Linked DNA regions of Homo sapiens: region 2 is linked to region 1. Evidence: chromatin loops called from intact Hi-C (ENCODE). Cell type or tissue: PC-3. All regions are shown on one strand.

What was found. A loop is a pair of places that touch in the nucleus more often than their neighbours do. Peaks named below come from ENCODE experiments on the same cell type or tissue, not always from the same donor. Only the 100,000 strongest peaks of a DNase experiment are listed, where the experiment ranks them.
Region 2: a loop joins it to region 1, with 5 times the contacts of the local background. A loop is called at or near these places in 4 of 110 quality-filtered maps.

What each region holds. Positions count from the first base shown.
Region 1 is chr5:104,349,764-104,357,763 of GRCh38, forward strand. No RefSeq gene overlaps it. Among named protein-coding and RNA genes, the nearest start is that of NIHCOLE, 270 kb to the left of the region's middle. In PC-3, no CTCF peak of the experiment used is centred here; no DNase peak of the experiment used is centred here; H3K27ac peaks cover 1,501 bases.
Region 2 is chr5:104,405,311-104,413,310 of GRCh38, forward strand. No RefSeq gene overlaps it. Among named protein-coding and RNA genes, the nearest start is that of NIHCOLE, 330 kb to the left of the region's middle. In PC-3, a CTCF peak has its summit at 7,765 (motif pointing left); a DNase peak (open chromatin) is centred at 7,771; H3K27ac peaks cover 705 bases.

The DNA of each region.
Region 1 (8,000 bases):
ATTTAACAAGTAAAATAGCATGATCAGATATGAAATTCAGATGGTCATTCAGATTACAGCGTATAAAATGGATGAGTGAGAGACCTGCACAAAGCCGGGAGACTTGTTGCAGTGATGAAGGTATTGCAGTAATTTAGGTCGAAGAATTCTGGGAGCCTGGAAGAAGAATCTGAAAATGAGGACCCACACTTAACCAAGGAATGGAGACATTGAATCATCTGTGGGTCAACTGACTAAACTGAGTTTTATTACCTGTAAAGCCAGGAATAGCTGTGGGATTTGGTAACCCCACAAAGGTCCTCTTGCCTTGTTAGATGCTAGCTGAAAAGCCTGCTAGATTTCTTTTCTTCTTTTCTTTTTAAAATCCAACACTCACTCTTTTTAATGCTAAAGAACAGACGTTAAGTCAGGGATTCTTTTTTCCTAGCTGCTGTTGCAGTCACAGGATGATTCAATGAAGCCGGCTGGCCATATGCAGGCCTCCTTGGACTCCTTCACCCGCTAATAATGGAGAGTTGCAGAATTCTCAGTTGAGCACAAAGAGTGAACTGATTCAAAAGGTGTGACTGATCACTTGCACATGCTACTGCCAATTATTCCTTCAGCTAGAGCTTATGGGATAGTTTTCCTCAACTAACTGTATACTGACGGTAGTAACTTGGTATGAAGATCTGGAAAAGGACACATGTGGTAATAAGACTTCCTAAATTTCAGTTTTGAACTCCGTAAAATGTACTAACTGAACCTAGACTAACTACTATAGAAACATGGGATCCAGAGGCAATCATACATTTCATATATTGCAGCAGATTTCTTAAATTGGGCTGTCTGCATATTAGCAGTCATTGTACATTTGATACAGTGGGAGACCATTCAGTTGGAGATGAGTTGATTCATTTTATTATTGCTGTGATATAAAATATTTTCCAAAGAATATGTGTTATGCATTAAATCTTTACTGAAAATGGGTTATTGTAATTCATAGAAAATTATCCTATTTTCCCCCAAATAGAAGAGATAGGAATAATGGGAATAAATAATTATTAATCAAGAAAAAGTAGATAAGTGGGCTCAAATTTAAAATGTATTTTGTGGTTACCATTGACAGAGTAAATGGTTTCTTAAATATTTTTTGTTCAGCAATATATAAGAATTGACACTCATACTGTACATGATGGTGGTGATTCTATAATAATAGAGTATTACTTGTTAATCATGCAACAAAGAGAAAGTGACTTAGTGATCAATGGCAATTACATTAGAATTGCAACATATGGTAAATTGAATCTTTTTGTACAGTGCCATTTAGTTGTTTGGGACCATGTACCAAATTAATGGGAACATCAGGTAAATTTAACAACTTTACTGTTTTAATTGGTCCTAAAGTAGGTAATTATGTTATCTATAAAGTCAGTTTGTCCTTTTTTCATTATTTATGATGCACAAATGTACACCAGGCATACACTAATCAAAATGGAATTGTAACATACATGGTTGGGGCCTGCTCCAAATACAGCCCAAAACATGAAAGAAAAAGAAGCTGGAAGTTACTCTGAAGCATATTTTTGTGTTGCACTGAAAAGTTATTTTTCTGTTTTGGTTTTTGTTGTAATATAGCTGGATTAAAGATATAGCAGTGTTTCTACATTTTTAAAAATATTTTAAAATTTCTAATAACTGAAGAATAGCCTAAATAGTTTTTCTTTTGGATTATTTGGTTTTAAAGCTATCTGGTTGTTGTGGAGTCTTCAATATCCCAATTCCTGTCTTGTTAAACTCAAAGATTTTGCATAATGAATAGTTGTTGAAATGTTTTGAATCCTTCTTGGAAAGATAGGCGGTCTTTTCAATTGGGACTCCATCAGTGGTTCTCAACTCTGGCAGCACATTGGAATTACCTATAAATATGAAAGCAAGTCACAATTTCTAGGACCTACTTGTCAAGATTATGATTTAATTTGTCGGAGTGTGGGCCAGGACAGAGCTATGTTTACAATTTCCCCAGGTGATTCTGTCACACAGCAAGAGATGGTAACCATAACTGTAAATGTGGGTCCTACATCAATAGGAAAATGTAAAAATTTAATTTATATGGTCTTTTATGACCATATTCACAGTACAATTTGGATTTAACAGATAGAAAAAAAAAGAACATAGGGCCTGCTGACATTTGGAAACACAAATCCAAATTGAGCAAGATGGGCAGTTAGTAAAATACTGTTGAATAAGATTAGAATTGAAAGTCTTATAAATATGACAGTGTTGACAAAGTTTCCATTTTGCAACTTAAAAACAAAACAAAACAATGACATTTGGGTCACTAAAGAGTGAATTAAGGAAAGGAAGTGAATAAAAATCATCTCCATTCTAGTGCCTGGTGTTTACATCTTCAGATACTTAAGAGAAACATTCTCTATTTGGGATTGACAAATAATACTGACATTCACTGAGAAGTTAACTATGGTAGAATGTATTTCACAGGTTAACTTTTTAACTTGTCAGAGCAATGCTAAGAAGGATGCTATTATTATTCCAGTTCTGCAGAGCTGAGACTGAAGTACAGAGGAGTTCAATGATGTGGCCAAGTCTATGAGACTGCTAATTATTAGTAAGTCAGTCTGATCCAGTTTGACTCCAAAGCCTACTTGCATGACCTCTATACCTATCTCTGTTTCTATGTCAAGTAACCTAGGTAAAATGCACCAAGGTTAATAACCAATGCCAGGATGTGTTGTGAAGGAAAAGCAACTTATTCTTCTCTCAGTCTTGTAAATCTGTCTCTCCTTCCACATGAGCTTCTGCAATGAGCTTGCTTTATACGTAATCCATGGAGATTGTCTCACTGCCTGCCCTTTGCAGAGGCCAACTGGGGTCTCTGGAAGGAATAAAGAGGTGTGATGAAAAGACAGCTATTTAAAAAACCATACCTTTCATTTATACCCTGTGAAAATATAAAATGCTCTTTGATATTTACCTACCTAGGTGATAGTATCTTCCTGTGAGAATTCCTAACAATACAATTCAGAAGCATGGTAAAATTAATTTTCAGTTTACATCCTTGTAGATATAGAGAGTAAACTAGTAGTGACAAAAAACTGTACTTTACTTATATGACTTTGTGTTTTTATGTATAAAAATAAACAAATTATATTGTATTTATATAAAATAAACATTTCCTATATTTTAAAACATTATTTTTATCTATCCTCTATAAATGAGATTTAACTTCTTAATCCTAACAATTTAAAATAAAGAAGAGAGATCAAATTCACACACGCAGGCCATGAATAAAATCTGAGAATATGGAAAATATTAATTACATTCCACAGTTTATAGCAAAAGTTACAATGTTGATAGAAGAATTAGTCATAGAAACAAGAAGCTGGTAGGAGCATTATTCCTATTTTGTGTGAAATAAAAGAAGTGTGGCCTTAGAAATAGATACAGGGTGATGACATATTTTAATAAAGATATCTGGTTTGAGTGTTAGGTTAGTCTGAAATAAGTTGAACTTAATAAAAGGATGGACAGAAACACAGAGAAGGTATGTCCACCTGTGGCCCAAATATAACATAGAGTATATATGTGAACAGAGAAAGCAACAGACAAAACAGAGAGAAACACAAATATAGAGATGACAGGGAAACCGACAGGGAAAGGAAAAAGAGATAAATGAGCCAGGGTGTGCCTATGTGGCTGAATTTCAAAAGAGCTTCTGAAGAAGACAACGTAGAAATAACTGGAAGAGGTAAACTAGGTGAGTCTGTGGTTTCTGAAACTGGAGAAGGTATCAATGACGTCATAATTCCTGACAGTTTCCCTAACTTGCACAGAAGGATTAGAAGGACCCATGGGTAAAAGGCAAGGAAGTGCTTTCACTGAACTCTGAGAATCTTGGGTGAAAGGCATAATAACTTTGAAGGGAAGACTTTGAGTTTCTCAGGATATCAGATGGTGTCGTAATCAAAGAAAGCTATTTAAAGCAGATGTATATTCTTTAGGGAGAATATCAGACTCAGTCCCTATGGATGCAGTAAATAAAAACATGCTGAATTTATTTCCTTTCTTTATTTTTTGAAGTAACCATGCTATTTTCCATTTTAAAAACTTTTGCTGTTTTACTCTAAGCTCTTTACTCCCTGGTATAAAAAGAGGATTATATATTTATAAAGAAAAGTAAATTTCCTAAGTTCTTGTGAGATTGCATGCGTGTATTCATATAATATTTGTTAAATCAACCACAATAAGTTTAGACAAAATTAGGAAACAACAATACTTATAAAAAATGAACCGCATTTCCTTTTATCATTTCTCCATAACATTATCTTGTGGATTTAATTCACAGACAATAAGTTTTATTCAAAATGGAAATAAATTTAAATGATTTGTTAAAGCTGCTTTATAAGGTACAACATAATCCTATGATTAAAATAAAGTTGCAAAGTAATATATGATGACATGAAACAATGTTGATATATTTTATATAAAAAGGTATGTTAAAAACATAACCATTTTCTTTTAAAATATACCTTATACGGATAAATGGTGAGAAAGAGAGAGAGAGAACTAAAAAATTATACACCACACTATTAATATTATTTATCTCTGGATGATGAAGTTAGGATTTTATGGGAGATTTTTACTTCTTTTAATGTTTCAGTGATTTCTAAATCATGTATAATAACCTCTAAAATAATAAAAAGTTTATTTTTAAATGAGGAATTATTACATTCCCTTTAGGAAAGAAATATGATACTATTGATTGATGAATGTAAGGAACTTTTGTAAAAGGTGTACATTTACGTTTATATCCTTTGAGGATTAAATTACAACATTACTCAAACGTTACATGTTTGTAAATTACTATACATATATTTAAATATATATAATATATGTAGTATGCAGTTAAAAGCATAACTATTTTTAATAGTCATACTTTATGTCTTCACTGTGATTTTCTGCCAATAAGATGAAAGCAGATCACTGTCCTTGGGTATATACCCAATAGAGCATTTTACGGACTGTTAGAGATGGATTTTAAGGTACCTGTGACCAGTAGTTACCTTAAATGTGAGCTGCATTATTCTTAGCTTTCAAAATCCTTTGATCTATTTTATGATGGGAAGAGGAGGAAGCTAACAGTGTTCCCATTCAATAACTTTTTGGGAAAAGTACTTTGACTAGTATTTTCCTTTTCATTTACCTGCAAAAGCCTAAACCTAAAATTATTTTGGTAAATGGAAATAATTTTAATTATTTAAGTTACATTTATTGACAAATGAAAATTTTATCAGGATTAATATATTTATGTTCATTTATTGAGGAAAGTAAAACTCAGCAGTCAACTAAAATTTTAGTTTACTGAAATGAAAGTATTACAGTAATTGTAAATAAAATCTGCCTTAAGAAAATATAACAACAAGAAACCAGTTGCAAAATGTGAGAAAAGATTGATATTTTCTGACAATATCTATAGGGCATTTAAAAATCCAAACAATTGCTTCATCGCCTTTTGCCTAAGTATAGTTTTTTTTCTTATCAGTTTTTTAAGAAACAAACAAACAATGATATGAGCAAACTCTGTCAGATACTCAACTGACTGGCTGAGACTCAAGTAAGTTTAAAAGAAAAATGACACAAATACCACCAGTTTAGTCAAAATAGGCAATCTTCTAGCCCCATGAGGACACAACCTAAATGTGCCTATTTAAAGATCAAAGATATACTAAGACAGCTTGGAACTTTGATCTTCACATGAGTGCTGGAGTTTCACGTCACACTTGAATAGGGCCCTTTTGTTTTGTCACTAGACTCATTCTTCCACCAACCAGTGTTATCTGTTAAACCCGAAGTGCAGGATGGATAGTTGGGAATAGTACAGCAATTATGTGAGAGGCCTGGGGCAATGATAGCTCTGGAAGAAACACGCCTGTTTTATATATGAACGATTTTCATACATAAAGATGGATGTTTCTAAATGCTTATGCTCAGTTGAAGAACATTCAAAATACAGATTTTTATTTGTAAAGTAATAGATTTAGGTGCATTGTTGTAAATACTGCAAGAGAGCATTAACCAGAATGTTCAGGACTTGAACTGTTTTGCAGCAATTATAGTCATAGATATCTTAGGTATTGATTATAAAATTTTTTTCAGCACACAATATAAGCAAGTCATCTCTTTAAATGTTATTCTGTAAAATCTTCAAAAAAAGTGTAACTTCATAAATTCTGTTTTACCAGCAAGACAGACAGGGAATTATCTGATCATATGTTTCGATAGGTATCTTTCAACACACTGGGGCTTATCATTTTTTATATCTTGGTAGACCACTCTTACTTTGTTCCCCACAACAGAGTACAGACTGGTACAATATAAACTATAGATAGGTCTTTTTAGAATTATTTTGAAGTCTGTATCATCTCAAGTTATACTCTCATATCAATACTAACCTACTCTATTTGTATTTATTAATGTTAAACCTTTTATTGTTTGTCATATTTGTTTAGTATTTCCTTCTATCTACTATGGAAGTGGGTTTCAAACTAAAATAGGCAAGGCAAGTGAGGGTAATATGGAAATGATGCCTAAGATAAATAAGCAATTTTTTAGGTTAACTTCAATTAAAAGTTAGATAAATCCCATCTCATTTTATGATGCAATTCTATATAGGAGGCTTATGAATTACTATGTTAAATTTACTAAGTCTTGGAGAAATTAGGAAAATAAACAAATAATTCAAGGGAGAAAAATATGATACATTATTGATTTACATAGGAAGCAGATAAATCACTAAGTTTACTAGTGATCTATATAATTAGTTTTATTTCAACCTGAAAGTGAGTTTTGAGGGAAATGTGACTCCTGACTATATATAAAAAATTATTATTCAAATTTTCATGATGCATTTTCAGAGAGAAGGAAGACAGATTTTAAGCTTATAGAACTTGCAGAAGGTATGGAAAAAGAAATTTTAGTTGATTGTTTGGATGATGGAACCAGAATCAAAGGAAATTGTTTAGCTGAAATTACATGCTTACTTCTCAAGTTGAAGTATAACTAAGGTAAATATGAAACCCTGTACTTCAGCAAACAAACAAACAAGAAAATAAAAACTCAACACAAGTAAAACACAGGTGGCTATGGACAGCAGCAGGTGTGCAGAAGCCTGTGATATATCTTAAAAATTTTGTTTTGAAACAATTGGTATGCAACCCAAATAAATATGGGTCAACTTACGGTCAGTTTCATCATGGTTTTACATTCAAAATAAATGTTTCAGTCAAATAAAAATAAAGCATCTAATAAAAATTTGTAATGCAATTTGTATCATTAGTGAAATCTCTCAAACATGCTTAGCATAGCAAAGTTTGTGTTAATCTCAAAACTTATCTGTCGTGGCAGCTCCTCTCTAAATATCTCTCTTTTATTCTCTCTCATGATTCACTCCCCTATCTAAATACATTGTTATTCAACTCTTGGCTTTCTTCACGATAATCTTTCTGACTTCTTTTTAAATCTTGACTCAAATATCACCATATAAGAGGACATTTCCTAACACTCGCCACTTTCTTTTTATTCATGGCACTTATCACTTCCAAAATATTTTAAAATCTATCTTCACCACAATATAAGCTCCATAAATATTTATTGAATGAATGTCTGTTAATCTTCTGCTCCAAAATTTTCATATACTTTTCCTAAAAAGTTTCTATTCCCCTTGTAGTATAAGATCTAAACTTCAGGACAGACTATACTGTTCATCAGACTTCTTTTTCCATAAGTCTGCCCTGATTGTGTTTGCCCCTCAAAATCATGGTCTCTCATACATGGGAGAGGAAATAGAAGTTCACACAAGAAAATAATTTTATTTTCTTTTTTTGTTTGTTTGTTTATTTTTTTTTATTATACTTTAAGTTTTAGGGTACATGTGCACATTGTGCAGGTTAGTTACATATGTATACATGTGCCATGCTGGTGCACTGCACCCACTAACTCGT
Region 2 (8,000 bases), 56 kb after region 1:
GTAGCAACAAGATGACTTGTTGGAGGATATTTTACTTAAAGAATGAGTTGTAATCAAAGACAAGACAAAATGTGAAAATGAGTCTTTTACGTTCAGAGAACAGCAAGAAGCCCCAGTGTTCTGGTTTGAATTGACTGACTATGAAGGCAATAGAGGTATGTATACACACTCAGACACACATAAGATATACACACTTATATATTACACCACTATATATAAAAAAAATCTATATATCACTCATGTGACCATTTACACATGATTTTAGATTTTATTCTGTGATAAAGTGGATGCTAGTATAGGTCTTTGGGCAAAGAAAATACCATGATAAGATATTATCTACATAAAGATTAACTTAGTGATATACAAAAATGAATGTTGATGGGAAGAAGTGTAGGTAGAGAGATTATTGCAGTTATATAAGTACTGAGCTCTAGATCTGGGAGGAAGGCTAAGAATGAATGACAAAACTGTTTTGAACTTAAATATAGAAATTATAAATTTAAATTCAAGATTTTTTGTTTCTCATTTGAAAAATTATTATGAATAAAAATTTCTAGCAGAATTTTATAAGCAAATAATTTTTTGAATATTTAGAGGAGGATAGCAAATTGTTTCTAAAATTACATTTTATTGTATCTTGCTGTTCCTTTCATACAGTAAGCATAAAAATGTTTTGTGGCTGGGCGCGGTGGCTCACGCCTGTAATCCCAGCACTCTGGGAGGCCGAGGCGGGTGGATCACGAGATCAGGATATCGAGACCATCCTGGCTAACACGGTGAAACCCCATCTCTACTAAAAAAATACAAAAAATTAGCCGGGCGTAGTGGCGGGCGCCTGTAGTCCCAGCTACTCAGGAGGCTGAGGCAGGAGAATGGCATGAACCTGGGAGGCAGAGCTTGCAGTGAGCCAAGATCACGCCACTGCTCTCCAGCCTGGGCAACGAAGCAAGACTCCGTCTCAAAAAAAAAAAAAAAAAGTTTTGTTAGCCTACCCAGGCGACAGTCATTTTTCTCAGGTGACCCTGATTTATCTGGCTCTTGTAAGGCTTCAGGCATCAAGAAAAGTTTTGGTAGGCCTGAAGCCTTCTGGTAAAATTCCTGTGTGTTTGGTACTTAAATGCTTCAACTAAAATGAATTGAAGCAAATTTTTAACTAATATGGTAACTGTATCTATATTTTTTCTCTATGACAATTGTTAAAGTTTTTCCAATCCAAAATTTAGTAGCTTAAAATAACAATGTATTATTTATGACAGTTCTTTTGGATTGACTAGTGAGTTCTACTGTTTTATTGCATCATTTCTGCTGAGACTGTGGCACGAAAGGAAAGTCTAAAATGTCATCACTCACATGACTGATAACTGATCCTGGCTTCTGGCTGAGAATTCAGTTGGTGCTAGTAGCAAAGGGCTTTAGTTCCCCACCATTTGTAAATCACCTTGCCGCTGCCTGAGCTTCCTCACAACATGGTGATCTAAGGGTAGTTGAACTTCTTACAATATGGCTGGCTTTCAAGAAAAGTGGAAACTGCTAGACTTTCTTAAGTTTTTATTCTGAAACCGGAGGAGTGTCAATGTTGCTGCATTCTATTGGTAAAAGCTGGTCATAAGATGTGGCCAAAGTCACAGAGACAAGTGTCTATCAGTGTGTAAACACCAGGATGTGGTTCAATGAGGAAAACTAAAGATGCAGTCTAATGTTCTATAAATAAAGATCATCACTGCTTTCTTTCTTTAGTGACCTCTCTAGCTTTTTGTTACAGTCCCAAAAGATCATACTTGTTTTGTCATCAATGCCAACATTATAAAGGTAAAACACTTTTCCCAAAAATTTTGATTTCATGAGGCATTATAAATCATAGACATTAGAATATAAAGAAATCAATGTTCTTTACATGAATATAAAAATATATTTTTGAAATATTGAAGCTAATTTTTATTAAGAATTACATTTTCATAATCTCCTTGAAAACTACTTTAAATTATGTATTAATGCTTTTCACTGCAGAGAGCAAATAATTCATCACATTGTGGTGTGTGTGTGTGTGTATATGTGTGCATGTGTGTGTGTGCACACGACATAGATATTATTATCATATATCATGTATGTACTATTTATATCATTGTGATGTCACTGAATTATACAAATACAAGTGAAAATTTAATTAACATTGTTAAAAATAAATGTTATCAATTTTCTTCAATTCATGGAAAGAATGGTATTAGAAGTTCCTAAGAGAATAAAACAGGAAAACTTTTAGCCTTTTTTAGAAGCTCACAGATTATGATTTTGATTTTGCAGATGTTATTTTTTGTATTTTTATATTTATTATATCTCTTTGTGAAAGAAAACACAATTAGTATGAATAGTAAGTAGAAACATGAAACACTCCAAAATCTTTGTCAGCTAAATAGTTTATACTTTTCTACTTGCTAATCTCTATTCTCAAAAAAGCAAATAAACCATCTTCACCAAACAATCAGGCCACAGAAGCACGGAAATGGCAGTCAGTCTTTTATTTTTATATTCAATACAACTACAGACAAGGGACCTGTATTTTTGTACCTGCTTAATATCACATGTATGAATAGTGAATGCAAATGCTGCTGACAAACAGTTTACAAAGTTAAGTATATCTTGAGAGTTTTACTTTGTTTGAGGATTTTTCAGTTTACTAAGACAAAAATTGCTTTCAGCACTTTAAATGTGGTCACATTGTTCAGATACACATCCTCAAGTGTCCTAAATCACAGATATGTATCTTAAATGTCATTGGGGACTGTCTGTGTTAATCCACCCTTTTTTAGACGAACATGCCCTTGGCAGTTCTATTCAGAATTCAATGATGCTGTTTAATTGACAATTTAAAATTTGCAACATGCAATGCCTCTATCCCTAATCCCCAAACCATATTTATATCTCTTGTAAGTCATAAGCAGGCCAAGGACACTGAGGTCTTTAAGTTTCAAGAGCCTGTGGGATCTGCAATGTATATCAGCTTGTACATATGTAACCTGCTGAGAAATAGCAGTAGTGCAGAAAAATATGATTCTATTCCTTGATCAGTATAAGTTAAATGGTTCTTTATTTCCTCCATTTCATTATGTATTTCTAGCTCAATGCTGTGAAACCTACTGACGGTAAATCCCTAGAAACTAGGGTATGAGACAGAAGAATTTGTTTACTTGCAGGGAAATTGCAATTACCCCCTACAGTTTTTTGGGATACAATTTGCAGACCACTTGCATTGAATGTAATCTTTACCAAGGACAAATTGTTTTTGTTTGTGATGGAATTTAAGAGTCTTTCTGAATATGCAAGAGAGGAGGAATTTTGTGACAGAAGAAATTTGCTGTTACCTTAATAAATAACAAAAATAAAATAACTATAACGATTTATAATGTCTTAGGTTGCTAATAGCTGGAGGGATAAAATAAAAGAAGGAGCAGTTCATGAAAATAATAAAGACAGAAAACAACTTACTAAGAAAAAATAAGCAAAGTATATGGTCATCATCTCAAATTTCATACACAAACATGAAGATTTACCTTTTCAATAATTTCACATTTTTATTATAACACTAATATAGGTATTTTATTTTATTTCACTGTAAGAGTTGTTTAAAAAGAAATAAGCATCTCTGCCTGTACTGTGTGGTTCAATAATTATTGTTTCTGTCAGAGACTTAAAAAATGGAAAAGTTAAAAAAGTGATAGTGAGAAAGCCAGCATTTTAAGGATGCCTTAATTATATACACATTTAGAAGAAAGTAAGAAGATTAAGTAAAAAGTTCAGCAATTGAATGTTTAAAATCATTTTTGATGAAAACGTTAACATTATGATTTGTAGATGACAGTGTGTTGCACACGTAGAGAACACTACGGTGTACTAGATAAAGCAAATGAAGATATGAAAAAAGTTATGGATTAAAATTTAAGAATTTTAAGAAATGTAAGAATTTTATATGTATTTGAATACTATATCTAAAACAACTCTAATAGCCTCTCCATTTTTTAGTCTTGAAGTAGAGGTATATTAGGGAAGGAAACCTGTCTTAACTCCTTTGAAAATTTTCCTAAGGAGCAGGTGAGATATTTAATTAGAGCCGTTTTTTAAAACTCAAAAACATAGTTCACCTTTGCCTAAAATAGAATAACTGATACAAGACTTAGCCACTCAAAATTTTTTAAAATACTGCAGAAGTAGACAAAATATATGTAGCTACCCTTTCTTATGCATTGGACAAGAGTCAATATAGGACTGTAATTCTTTATATAAGGGAAATATGTGAGATTTTTTACCCAGCTTTGTGCCTGGGAGCACTTTTCTGACTGTGGCCCCTGGAAGAGAAGCCCAAGAGAATGTGATGATCTCTCTGATGTTAGTAGGCATAGAGAGGATTCCCCGGAAACTGAAGCAGCTGAAACTCATAGGCAGAATTCTGAAAAGAGTTGCTGAGGAAGTTAGGTTAGATAAAAATTCAAGAAGGGCTTCCACATAAGTTCATGATTAATGTCTGCAGTGTTTGTTCACAGGGTGAGGCTCTCTGCAAGGTTGAGGAGAGAGTAGGTGTTGCTGGGATAAAAAATACATCAAGATTCCTGAGGTAACATGTTGCTGAAAGAAGTTGGAATTTTAGGCCGCCTACCATGTTCTGAATAAGAGAGCATTTGGCTGAGACCAGAACTTTAAAAATAAGCAACATGCTATAGAGTAAAGGCAATATCACAGAACTAAGCAGAACTGCAGAGAACTAAGCAAGACTGCATGCAGTAGACTTGCTCTAGAAAAAAAAAAATAATATGATGATGAGTAACAGGATAAAGAAAAATCTACTGGTAGTTCAAATTCAATTCCTGCTGGAGCAAAAGTAAATACTTTTCAAAAAAAGGTAATAAAAACATTATCTGTAATGTATCATCAACAATGTCTAGTATGCAATTAAAATCTACTTGACATGTGAAGAAATAAATAAAATATTATCCTTAAACAAGAGAAATAAAAGTCAATAAAAGCCAATTCTGTCATGACTTGTAAGTTAGAATAAGAAGACAAGAACTTTAAAATGCCTGTTTTAAATATAATCAAGTAAATAAGAAAAGGTAGGCATAGTGAATGATCAGATGAAAAAATCTCATAGAACTAGAAACATTAAATAAGAAACAAATAAAAATTCTATAGTTGATTAGTACAATATCAAAATGTTTAAAAAGAATCACAGAAGATCCTTAGCAAAAGATTGTGGACTAAAAAAAGAAATCGGTGAACTTGAAGACAGATTAATAGGACATAAAACATTAAAGAAAAATATTAAACAGAGCTTTATTGACCTGTGGGGCAATATCTCTTAGTTTAACACATGTACGAATGAATATCACAAGAAGAAAAGAGAAAAGTGGGACTGATAAAAATAACTGAAAAATAAGCCAAAGATTTTTTTTAAAATAGTGAAAAACCTACCTTTTGTGGTATAATGCATCTGCAAATGCACAGATCATAGAAGGTCACACACACGGCACCTCAAACAGAATAAACAAACACACTGAGAATCTGGGAACACTGTAGTTAAACTAGTAAGAATAAAATAGAACATCAGAAAAAGATGATGTTACAAAAAGGTGCATTACAATTTGAAAACAGTTTGCTTTTTGTCAAACTAATAGAGGCCAGTGAATGATGGAACATCTTTCGAGTGTTGGGAAAAGAAAAAAAAAAAACTGCCAAACTAGAATTCTACATTTAGCAATATATATCCATTGAAAATGAGGGTAAAATATAGTGTCACATAATCAGAAGTACAAAGGGTTCATTTCTAGCACCTTTTCATTACAGCAAATGCTAATTAATGTCCTTATGATGCGAAGAATGGGATGCTAGATGGAAACTTTGCTATACAGCAACAAAACTGAGCTAAAGAATTGTTATATATATGGGAATACATAAGAGACCTGTTTGTACTTTTAAATCCTTTAAAACACAATAATAATTTTAAGAGAAAGTATTTTTATTGCATTTTGGAACTAAAAGGTATAATTGGATTATTTGTAACACAAAAGGTAAATGCTTGAAGTGGTGGATACCTCATTTACCCTCATGTGATTATTATGCACTGCATGCCTGTATCAAAATATGTCATGTACTACATAAGTATATACACCTACTATGTACCCACAAAAGTTAGTAATTGAAAATTTAAAAAATGTATTTGGGGAAGAGAAAGTATTTAAAGAAGTTAAATATGTCATAATAGCACAAAGGATACAGAAGTATAAATGCAATTACACAAATGAAAGTTTCTTGCATTTTATATATAGAGTTGCAATATTAACTTTATATTCAAAAATGTATATTTTATTTCCTAGAGTAATGCCAGAAAAGTAATACAAAAACATAACGATAAAAAAATAAGTTTATTAAAACTCAAAGAAAAAAGAAGACCTTATCCCACAAAATTGCAGAAATAAAAAACAAATGACCTAAAAAATGAACAAGACAAATACAAAACAAATGGAAAGGCAGTATTCTTTAACCTAAATATCTCAATTTTTATATTAAATATGTATTGACTAGATACCCCAGATAAAAATAAAAATTGTTAGACAGTATGTAAAAGTAGTCCCAATTATATGTTATCTGTATGTATTTAAACATAAATACACAAAAAGCTTAGAGGCAAAGGGATGGAAAAACATGATATGAAAATTATTTGTATAAAGTCTGCATTAATATATTAACAGAAAAAATGTGGCTTTTAGTAGAAATAATATTCACAGAGATTTAAAGGCCTATACCAGAATGACAAAAAAATTAATTCATCAAGAATTGACAATCTGAAATATGCATTCACCTAATAATGAAGTCTTAAAATGTATGAAGCAAAAACTACCAGTTCTATTGAAAGAAATGGGAAAATACACATTCATGGATTTATTTTTTACACCCGCCTTTTAGTAACATATAGAACAAATAAATATAAGGATATAGAAGATTTGAATTACACTATTAATCAAATTGACCAAATTAACATTTATAGAAGCCTGTAGCCAATAAATATAGAATATACAATGTTTTTAAGTACACATAGAATGCTTAAAAAACTAAACTTAAAAAGTCACAATATTTTAAAAGCAAATCTTACAGAATATGATGTCTGACCACAACACAATATAACTAGAAAGCAATAATAGTAAGATATCTAAAAATTACCCAAATCATTTAAAACTTCTAATTAATACCAAGATAAATGAAAAAAAAGTACAGAGAAATTAGGAGACACTTTACATTACTAAATGAAAACCCTAATCTAACCATAACCCTAATAATAGACAACATAAACTTTGTATGGTACAACTTAAGAATTGCTTAGAAGAATATTTATAGCTTTAAAAGATATCTTAAAATATACTACAGTGTATATTTGAACTGATAGTCATGAGTCCTGGGACTGGAGTATAATAAAGAAACAGATCACGTTACTGCCTCTCTAAGATGTGGAGCCAGCTCAGTCCCCTCACCCTCCATGAAGACCTCAGTGCATTTCACCAGGAGCTCCCCCTAGCCATACTCATTAGGCCTGGTGCCTGTGTTTGTTATTGGGGTATTCATGAGCAAGCCCAGCTGTGTCCCCCTGCCCCACTGAAGAGGAAGCTCAGGGCACCAGGCATTCCACTGTCCTGTCCATCAACTGAAGCAACAGAAACCACCCCATAGTAGACAAAGATCAAGTACTACTCATCTGCTTGTGCCACAGCTGGCTTTTGCCTATAAGTGCCACCTACTGGCCTGCACTTTGAACAGCACAGGCTAATATAAAACCTGCTGAAAGAGGCATGTAGGGCTACAGAGGCAAAGACAAAAGGCCCTACCCAACAAATTCTATAGTCACTCCCCTTGAAGAGGGGAGAAGAGAGGAGGACAAAAAAAAAAAAAAATGGAAAAGGAAAAAAACCCTGTCTACATGAAAATAGTATAAAAAATTTGAAGTACCAGCCACTCCACAT